Linked DNA regions of Homo sapiens: region 2 is linked to region 1. A link is a loop called in an ENCODE intact Hi-C map of the cell type or tissue named here. Cell type or tissue: GM12878. All regions are shown on one strand. Links, peaks and the distances in the headings refer to the core of each region. The heading gives the core; the rest is flanking DNA. Region 1 overlaps SETBP1 (SET binding protein 1). Region 2 has its middle 230 kb from the start of MIR4319.

Evidence for each region. A loop is a pair of places that touch in the nucleus more often than their neighbours do. Peaks named below come from ENCODE experiments on the same cell type or tissue, not always from the same donor. Only the 100,000 strongest peaks of a DNase experiment are listed, where the experiment ranks them.
Region 2: it touches region 1 in a loop (3-fold over the local background); 1 of 110 quality-filtered maps calls a loop at or near these places.

What each region holds. Positions count from the first base shown.
Region 1 is chr18:44,797,194-44,802,578 of GRCh38, reverse strand. The region is part of intron 2 of SETBP1 (SET binding protein 1); the gene reads right to left. Among named protein-coding and RNA genes, the nearest start is that of SETBP1, 120 kb to the right of the region's middle. In GM12878, for the core only: no CTCF peak of the experiment used is centred there; a DNase peak (open chromatin) is centred at 2,407; H3K27ac peaks cover 2,360 bases.
Region 2 is chr18:45,194,853-45,200,237 of GRCh38, reverse strand. It overlaps a transcript of SLC14A2 not described here. Among named protein-coding and RNA genes, the nearest start is that of MIR4319, 230 kb to the right of the region's middle. In GM12878, for the core only: no CTCF peak of the experiment used is centred there; a DNase peak (open chromatin) is centred at 2,547; H3K27ac peaks cover 1,210 bases.

The DNA of each region.
Region 1 (5,385 bases), core at 139-5,138:
GAAGGAAGATACACCTGGAATCTAAGAAGTCTAGGAATATTTTTCAGAGGAAGACACTCCTTTCTTGAAGAATGAATGGGGTACTGACAAGGAAAGAGAGCATTCCAGTTGAATGAGATCAAATAAGCAAAGTTGTCGCTTATTCTTTGGTTGTATATAGTCAGACACTTTCGCAAAGCTAAAGTCCCCAATCCTGTGCCTTGACAAGTATCAGTGGGTCTTCATAATTGATTCCTGGAACAAAAGCCATCTGCACAAAGGTTCTTTCCAAGAATCAACCTACTTATCTATGAATCTTTCTTCCATGAAACCAGACTAGGAAAGGTGAGCAGAAACTATCATAGAAAATATTTGGATCCTCAGAAGAATGACTGTCTCTGTTTCAGAAAAAGATTCAGGGCCAGTGACATTGATGCAAAAAAAATGATGGAAGCACCAGCTCTGATCTGAACCTTGAAAAGGAGATTCCCTGGAGGACGGTGTATGCCAATTATTTCTGCCTGGCAGAGGAGAGCAAGAAAGGAGGCAAGTGCCAGGTGGGGTGAGAAATTTACTGTAGCCAGAGTTCACCTACAGGCTGTCTAATTCCTTTAACCTGGGCTGGACTGAAGGGCTGAGAAGAACATTCTCATTAGGGTATGAAATGGATCATTTCCAGTGGCCAGATGGTTCCCCATAAATACATTAATGACTTTATAGGCATGTCTGCTTGGAAAAGGAACAATTTAACTACCACAACGTAGGAAGTGCTCCTTTTGGATTCTGGGTAAACTAAATCAAAGACCAAGAAATTACAAAAAAAAAAAAAAAGTCTTTGTTAAATTACTCCCTTTCGCACACCTCATTCTTTTTATATGGCAAGCTCAATAAACAAGTGTAATATTTGTTTTCAAATTAAAAAAATAAAATTCATCTCAACCTTCAAAAGTCATTCAACCATGAATGGTCCCAATGTTGAGAAACACACACACAAATCCACACACATATGCAAACCTGTGCACATGCACACACATACTCCTCATTGGTAACAAAGTCAAGGCTTCTACTGCTGAGTATGGCTGTGTAGTGACAGTACTCATGTCACACTTCAACTGGATGACTTTCCAAAGGCAGTCATGTCCCTGTCAAGAAGTTCCTTTCTTCTACCTCGAAACAGATCCCAAACCTGTCTCATTCTCTGTCTAATGCCCCATCCTCAACCCTCACTCAAGCTACAAGAGTAGCTGCCTAGAACTTCCAGAAGGATCTCTTTACAAACAAATCTGATCTTGTCCTGCCCCTACTTAACCTTTTTTTTTTAAATACTTTAATTTCTAGGGTACATGTGCACAATGTGCAGGTTTGTTACATATGTATACATGTGCCATGTTGGTGTGCTGCACCCATTAACTCGTCATTTACATTAGGTATATCTCCTAATGCTATCCCTCCCCGCTCCTCCTACCCCACGACAGGCCCCGGTGTGTGATATTCCCCTTCCTATGTCCAAGTGTTCTCATTGTTCAATTCCCACCTATGAGTGAGAACATGCAGTGTTTGGTTTTTTGTCCTTATGGTAGTTTGCTGAGAATGATGGTTTGCAGCTTCATCCATGTCCCTACAAAGGACGTGAACTCATCCTTTTTTATGGCTGCATAGTATTCCATGGTGTATATGTGCCACATTTTCTTTATCCAGTCTATCATTGATGGACATTTGGGTTGGTTCCAAGCCTTTGCTATTGGCGAATAGTGCCGCAATAAACATACGTGTGCATGTGTCTTTTAATGGCACCCACTGCTTTTAAGCTAGGGACAGTAATTTTCTCTCCCGGTCAACAAGGATGGGGCAGGTACTCACTCCAGTCTCATTTCCCACTGTTTCTCATCAGTTCATTGGACCTACATGGATCTTCCAGTTCCTCAAAATTTCCTCAGCCATAACTACTCCCTCTTGGGGTCTTTTGGAAAAACGTCCTCATTGCTGGGCTGCTCTTCCCTTCTCCATTCACTGGCTCACTCCTGCTCACCCCTCTGCACAGATGCATCAGGAAAGCTTCCTGCCCTTCCCAGCACCACAGGTTTTCTTCAAAGTTCTTGCCATTTTGAAACTGTTTATTTACATTTTGATTGTCGGATCCGTGCTCGGAAGGCCACCAGGGTTGGTGTGAAGATCAAATCTGAGAATGGGGATAGATATCCTTCAAGAATTATAAACAGAATCCCAATATAAATCCCTGCTTTTTTCATTGCTGCTTCTAAAGGACTCCCAGCCCCCAAAAGAAAGTGAAAGCAGAAGCATCACTTACCCCAAACATCAAAAGGAAATGACATCCAAAGCAGGCATTTTTAAAATTTATGTTGGGCTAAGACGGTAGCCACCACAACTTGGTGAATAATTAGCCTTGAGGTCTCCTAGCATAAAATAAAAATCCACTTCCCTCAGGCCAGAGAAACCACTGACAACCACCAGCCTGAGTTTTGACAATTTCCCTGCCCATCACACACCTGGTTCCTAAGGTCCCAGTAGCCAAAGGGGAGTAAATATTAACTCTGGTAGGGAATGATTTGTCAGTCATGAACAGCTGTCCACAGTTTCCAAGGTACTGACCTGAAAAGGAGATGAAAGGAACAAAGACTGGGGTAGCTTCCACACTGGGCAGGACATCTTGCCCTTGCCTCTTGGTCTGCTATCTAGCCAGTGATGCTGATTTCTATACCTACACATTCAGGTTCCTTTACCCTTTGGTTTTAGCCAAGAAGGGGCACCAGCAGGAGATCACAAAAGGGAGGTGAGTGAGGTCAGAAGTATTGTTTTCCCAGCTTCCTCCATGCTGGGTCACCCCAGGCTAGCTGTGTCCTTAACCAAAGGCCACAGCTCCTATCAAGTATACCTCCAACAGAGCTTGCTTGTGCCCTCTTTTTAGCTCCGCATCCCCAGCAAACCTACACATTCTGAAACTGATCCTCCTTCTTCAAGCCTAGTGTGATCATGGTTCATCTGCGATATTACTATCCCTGTGATGCTGCAGCAATCTTTGTGGTTTCCCTACACCCAGCTCACAACCTGGAGGTAGAGAGACATCATTTCAATAAGCACACACATGCGCAAGAGTGCAGTTTTAGGAGATGAGTTTTAGGAGGTAAGGAATGTGTTTCTACGCATGCCTGCATTTCTGTGATCTGGGGTGGCTGCAGGATCTAATAGGCAAGGCTTCTCGGAAAAAAACCTATACTTGATCTGACTTCAGAACAAGGCCAAGTTTAGGTGGGGCATGCATAGGAGGCTAGTGGAGGGAACAGGAAAAATCCCAAGCAGAGAGAACAACCTATGGAAAGGCCCTGTCCACTCTTACACAAAGGTTCTCACCTGTCTATTAAAGCTATTATGGGGAACACACAGCCATTTTAAATGTCTACACAAATATAAGATGTTAATGACAGTCATAATTCTGTTCATAAAAATCCTCAAGCTTTGATTTTACTTCTCCAACACATAAAAGTTTCTTGTAGGCCAGATCTCGTCCACAGTGCCCACCACAATGGCTAATTAATATACAGCTGAAGTCCAATAAACACAAGCAAATAATTGATTGATTCACTGAGGAACCAAAGGATGGAAAAAATCCAGCAGAGGCCTAGCACTGCCTATCAGTGGAGGCAAGTGCATGAAATGTGGATGAGTTGACTTCAGGCTAAGTATGGGGCTGACCTTGGGCAAGTTACACTTACCTCTACATAATGTTTGTTCAGGTCTCAGGCTCCAAGATAGGAGATAAGCGAGAGTTATTTTGGTCTTTTGAATGCTTAGGAAAACAGCTGAGCTACACGTAAGTGACCTCCATTCCTAGGGCAATATGTTAAGTTCAGTCTCAGTGTGAGGTTTCCAGCTCCCCACAAATTAAAAACACAGCATCAGAGAAGAGTAGAGGTTTCCTTATAACCCAGAGATACCATTGTGGAAAGCCCCTGTTGCCGGAAAAATGATGACTTTCCTCATAAAGGGGAAGTGCTATTTTAGATTCAGCCACTTTGGTTTTTCTTTCCACCCTGGGGTATAAGTTTGATTCCTGGGTATCTTCCTATACCTCAAGGAGTTATAAAGAACCCAAGAAAAAGCCAAGTTAAGTCCACCTTCACTTAGGTGGAAGGATTTCATTGTTCCAGAAAGAAAAGATGGTCAGAGGGACATTTCCATTTCTGTAATTAACCTCAGTGTGGCCTTAGGGAGCCACCTTCCTTCTCTGGGGCCCAATTTTCTCATGAGTAAAATGAATGGCTTCCACTAAATGATCTATCTATGAGATCTTCAGATTTTATGATTTTTGAACACCATTTTTTTTGTTATGGTTTCAGCAACTATGTCTTGAAAGTCTACATGTTCTCAACATTATGTTATTTCTTGGGAGGGAACAGTCCATCCCTGCACCCAAGGATTCTTATTTTGTGATTATGGTCCTCCTAAGAGGGTCTATGAATCTCCAGATGTTGCATATAACACTTTGTGTCTCTGTGTATATTTCCTGGCCTAAAAGCATCCATAGCGTTTGGGTCCACAAATGGATCCTATATGCTTTTAGTAGAACAGGTGACTGCTTAGATGTCAGGGAATGTGTTCATAAGACACCAGCATCAAGAGCAAGCCCAACATGAATCCACCTGCCAAGCTCTATGACAACCTGGGTTATCTTCCGGAACAGGATGGCTCTGGATTTGAGATGAGATCAGAGAGGTGGACTGCTAAAGAGAAAGAGAGTTTGGGAAGTCAATGCAAAAGTATAATTGTGGGCAAAATATGCTGTGTTCTCAAGAAAAGAAAAAAAAAATCTCTAATTGCTGTGGGAATGAGCTCTCTCCATGGCGCACCTGGAGGTTCATGCACTTTCTGTTTTCTACCTGTCCTCCATTAACATCAGCCCCCAGAGTACTGGGTTCAAGGAAAGAGCAGGACTCTGTTTTGCAGCTGGGAGGTGGCGCAAGAGAGAGCTACCATTTTCGCCAAGAGAATTCTAAGAGATCCTGAACCTGCATCTGTGACTCAGCCTGGATGGGGCCACCTCTCACCAGGCTACACCAGGGGTAGGGACAGGGTAGTGGCTTGGTGCTTTTCATCATGGTTAACAGAGAATAAGTCATGACAGCTAGCAGTATCATATTGCTCTGCGATTAATGCAAAATACATGACATTCATTGATTTTAAGGTAAATTTAAAACATGTAATGACAGAGTGAAAGCTATGCCATACACAGTTACACATGCATGGGAGAAAAACATGTATAAATTGAAGCTTAGGAGTTATAACTTACACAGAAAGTGCTATTATTCAAAAATTTAAACATATGTGAGACAACATATAGCAAATATGCTGACATATGGCATTGAAACCAATACGTCAACACTTACAAGT
Region 2 (5,385 bases), core at 95-5,094, 400 kb before region 1:
TTGGGTTTAGTTTTCCTGTCTGAAAAACGAAGGGTACTTCCACAGCAGAGAAAAGTTCATGTATAATCTTTCCCCCAACTCCAAACACAAAGAATGTAATACATTTATTTATATTTTAAAATAAAAAACTGCACGAAGTATTAAGAAAAAAATTCAAGGATCCCCAAAGAAAGAAAACCTATAGATATAGGCAGAGGTTAAAGCCCCATGGCCACCAGGGAGTTGAGACTAGCTCCATATGTATGGTCCAGCTAGGGTTCTTTAATGGGGATATGTGGACTCCTGATCGGACACAGACTGCACTTCACAGAGATTGGAACATCCCCTCTTGCCTGCCCAAGGTGGCTTCTAGGAACATGGTTTTTCCAAAACCTACTGCCAAAGTCAAGATTCTCACATGATCGTGGTTCCCAGGCTATTGAAGGTATGAGCATTGAGAATGGAATTGCCACCTTTTTATGAAAGGAAGACTTCAGCTTAGCTGCTAATATAAGGAGTCCTATGAATCCAGACAACCCATACAACCAAGAGGTTTGAGGTGACATCAAATGGCTTTACAGGAAGGAGCACAAGAGAAAACTTCCTAAGAGAAGAGTGAAACCAAAGAAATGAGAGGTTCCTATTCAAGGAAATAGAAATAATGGGAAAATCTGAAAATAAGTTTTAAAATGAGTATCTGTGAAATCCTCAAAGAAATTATAGATGGAAGTGAGAAACTCAACAATGAGTTAAATACTAGGCTGACACAATTAATGAAATTGTAAAATGAAAAAAGAACTGAACAAATTTTCCAGGATGAAGACAGAAAACATGATTTAAAAAAAATGACAGAGAAATTAACAGACTTGGAGGCTGAGAAGCAACAATATCTGTCTGATAAGAATTTTAGAAGAAAAAAATACAAATAATTGGGAAGAGGGTCTAAAAGAGTTAGGTAATAACTAAAATTTTCTAAAATTAAAGACACAGGAGCCTTCAGATTAGAAAAGCCTAATGTGTACACACAGCAGAAGGAATAAAAATAAACCCACATATGGACATTGCAATGAAGACACCATAAAATCCATCAATCTGGTTGGCAGCTTATTTTTCACTAATAAAAGAACCTGGTGAAAGTGTTATGTGAAAATAATTGTGAATGTATAATTTTATGCCTTCAAGAGTAATTGTAAAATGGTAAGACATCTTCAGACATTTAAGGACTAAGTTTAATACTATCAGATTCTCACTGCAAAAACTACTGTAGGGTATAATTCATCAGAAAAAATTAAATCCAGAAGAAGTGGGAATCAAGAAAATTGGTGCACAAAGAAACTAGGTATTGTGATGATAAAAATACATAGGTGTTTACTGTAAATAATTGAGAAAATATGCTTCTCTTTATCTTTAAAACATGTTGGAATTACAATTCCAGACAACAGTAGCAAGAAAATTAGAGTGAGGAGATCTAAGGGATATGAGGTATACTAAGGTCTTCCTTGGTGCATTTTGTTAAAAAAATTAGTAACAGCACAGATATGTTAAAAATTTGAGGGCAACCACTAAAACAATAGAAATAAAATGCCTAACTTACAAAGCTGTGTAAGAGAGAAAAGAGCAAAGAGAGGAAATTATACTGTATCAATTCAAAAGAGACTGTTAATGAGGGAAATAGAGAAGTAAAGCAAAAGTATATAGAGAACACAAAATAACATGGTAGAAATAAATCCAAATGTACATGGGGGAAGCAAGCTACAGAATAAGACTTTGTATATAGCATCGATGCCTATTATGCAAAATTTTAAAATCCTTAATAATTATAATAGGAACACATCATAAATGTGACCAACTAGATGCAATGTTTTAAATAGACTGAAAGAATCAAACTCATCAAACTCATGATAGTGGTTGAGTATTGGGTGAGGGGTCCAGGTAAACTTTATCTATGTGTTCATGATTTGTGTATTAAAAAAGAGACAATATAGCAAAATATTCATGATTATTAATTAGGGGTGAAAGAAGCCCAGGTATTATTAAACTTTTCCTTGCATACCTTATGTTTTTCTATTTTTAACAAAATATATTTGGACAGGATTATCATTCTATGTCTAATAATTCATTAACTCCAAAGCACCCAGGTAGCTATAGGCAGAACCAGGGCTAAGACCAATGCTTCCTAATTTCACATCCATGTTTTTTCTCTTATTATACCAATATTCTAGATATTCTGGTTATAATCAGTATAACTTATATTCAGGATAACTTGGTCTGTATGTTATCTACTCCCTAGGGGCCTTTAGAAATGACTTTTGAAAGTTCCTACGAGCTTTAGATTTTCATTTTTCCTTCTACTCTCAATGCCTAGATTGGCACCAATTTACCCTGGAGAGGTTCTTGTGAGCCTTAATTGAGAACCACAAAAGATAGCAAGATCTTTAAGTGAGTAGCTCTGAATAATTTCCCCAAACAGATCACTGCGGAATTTCATTTTCAACATGAATGGTCACACTTCAAGCAATGAATGAGACGCATTGTTCAGGGGGAAATGACGCACTCAATTCTGTAGTGCTGCTCAAGAGTCCTGGTTTGACTTAGGAGTGCGTCAGCATTTTCATTATAAACCCATCAGTGGGATGTAAGTTCCCAGAGGCTGCCTCTGAAATCAATTTGCTGAGTCACTGCTGAGAAGGGTTGGTGGGATAGAACCCACAAGACTGTCACAAACACAAATTCAACTTCTTCCAGGATGTCTTCTCTGACTATACTGCTCTTCACCTTCACCTGTTTTTGACCCCGAATATCTTCCTTGTTTATAGAGCTGGATAGCTTGAATATTATTGACTGATACTGATAGGCTCTCACTTCTCTTACTGGGTCACACTTTTTCCTCATCAGTTGGACAAAATCTGAACATAGAAGGTCTTTTATGTATCATGCAGCTCTCTATAGAGCCAAGTTAATGTTGCATACCACAGGTTTTTGAGATAGAACAGGTGAATGAGAAAGGTAACCAGTAATCTAAAATATAATTATGTATTTAGATACAAAGAAAATTCTCTCTTCATGGTCCTAGACTAACTCCCAGCTTAAGAGACTTAGTTGGAATGCACAATAGGCTGTTTTTTTCTGGAGTGTGGACATGATGGAAGATAAATGTGTGTGGCACATCCAAATCTATGTCTAATGTCTTTTGACACTGAAGAGCCGCTACCTTTTTCCTCCGGATTTCTGAAGCCAGCACATCCTTCGTAGTGATCCCAACATTAGTCCAAGTCTACCTTAGAGATGTCTTCCCCATTGGCTAATTCGTTTTCTGTGCTGCTAAACTCCTTTTGTAGTTACAGTATGCTGCATGCAGCTTAGCTCTTGTTTATATGTTGTCTTGGTCTGTGAGTTATTTCAAGGATATTAGTTCTATTCGCCAAGTAAATGGAAAAGCCCTTTGAGAACAGCCCCTAGCTCCAGGTATGAAACACAGTTTGAGAAGTTTGCTGACAACCTGCAAGGCACTAGAGAATTAACTCTGTATTGATTGATTGCTGTTGAGGGAAGACACAAAATTCACTCTTCTGGCTTGGGCTTCCTTCAAAGTCACAGTTGGTGGGTTGAGTTGGGGCACAGAGCACCTTCAGATGGTCTATAATCATGCTTCCCCACTCTCCTACAAAGGCAGCTGTCTGTTTTAAGAAATATTCCTCAATATCACCTTGAGGTTGGCAAGCTCAAAGCAGATTTTGACTTAGAGAAAGAACCTCAGCAACAGCTGTAAACCTTACCTTACTGCATAATTTCTTTGGCCACTTCAGAGAATCACAGCTTCGCAGAGGGAAAGTCCTTTAGCTGAGCAGCTTCAAAATTCTTCAGCTGTGATCCACAATAAGAAACACCTTTTACATTGTGACCTAGTACATACATGCGATTGAATGAGAGAGAAAGAGAATGAGAATGAAAAAAAGTCTCAGCAAACTCGTAACTAATGTGGTGCACTTGATATTGTTAAATCAACTTTAGCATAAAACTGCCCCCTTACCTCTTTGAACTTCAGTGTAAATATTTCTGTGTACATACTGAATTATAACCTAAGTGGAAGTGTAAACAAACTGTAAACTATCTTTGTGCCAATCATTGAGTTTTGGACAATGAAAGGGGGCCAATTGTTCAAACAGTGTCCAAATAAGGCAAAAGCCGAACTGTAACCAATCTGGCTGTTTCTGTACTTCACTTCCATCTTCTGTATGTCAGTCTCCTTTTTCTGTCCATAAATCTTCTTCCACCACGTGGCTGTGCTGGAGTATCCCTGAGCCTACTCTGGCTTGGGAGGCTGCCCGATTCACGAATTTTTCTTTGCTCAATTAAACTCTGTTTGATTTGTCTCATATTTTTCTTTTAAAAATATTATATTACTAGATCCTGTCCTGCCCTATCCTATCCCATCTCATCCTATCCTATCCAATCCTACGCTATTCTATTATATTTTAAGAGATGTTGAATATGAGAAGCTACTTTGAATTCACGACTCTGATATAGAAGTTACTTTCCCCGCATGCCAGATAAGAATTTCTTGCTCCCAGCCAGGCGCAGTGGCTCACACCTGCAATCCCAGCACTATGGGAGGCCAAGGCGGGCAGTTCACGAGGTCAGGAGTTCAAGACCAGCCTGGCCAACATAAAGAAACCCCATCTCTACTAAAAATACAAAAATTAGCTGGGCATGGTAGCATGTGCCTGTAGTCCCAGCTACTCTGGAGGCTGAGGCAGAAGAATCGCTTGAACCTGGGAGGTGGAGGTTGTGGTGAGCCAAGATCGCACCACTGCACTCCAGCCTGGGCAACAGAGCAAGACTTAGTCTCAAAGAAAAAAAAAATTCTTATTCCCCAATCATTTGGTATCTGCTTCAACCTTTTTAGCAATCTTCTAACTGGTAAGAAATTCTTTAGCACATTTGATAAGGAACTGTTTCTCTGTAACTTCTGTACCCAGATGTTTTTTGGAGCATCTTTTGTCGTCCTGGATTGTGGCTAAGGCCAAAGTCTACACTCCTTATGAAACACTGTGGCCAGACACTCCCTTCAGGGCTTTCTGAGAGGACACAGATACTTCGTCCCTCATTATGCTACAGGCTCCTCTCTTTCTCCAGATCTAAATAGGAAGAGGCCAGAGTCAATAGTTTCAGTAAGGAGAGGACTGCAAGAAAAACTGAGACGTTTGCCTTTATGGAAGTGCGGTGAAAGAAGTTTCTTCTTTCTCTGCCCATTCACGCCTGAAGCCAGGTAAGGGAGATCTCCAAGAGTATTATTCAAAAAGATTTGGGAAAGTCTACAAGGTTGATATTAAAAGAAAAGAATCCCAGCACTTTGGGAGGCTGAGGCAGGCAGATCACGAGGTCGGGAGATTGAGACCGTCCTGG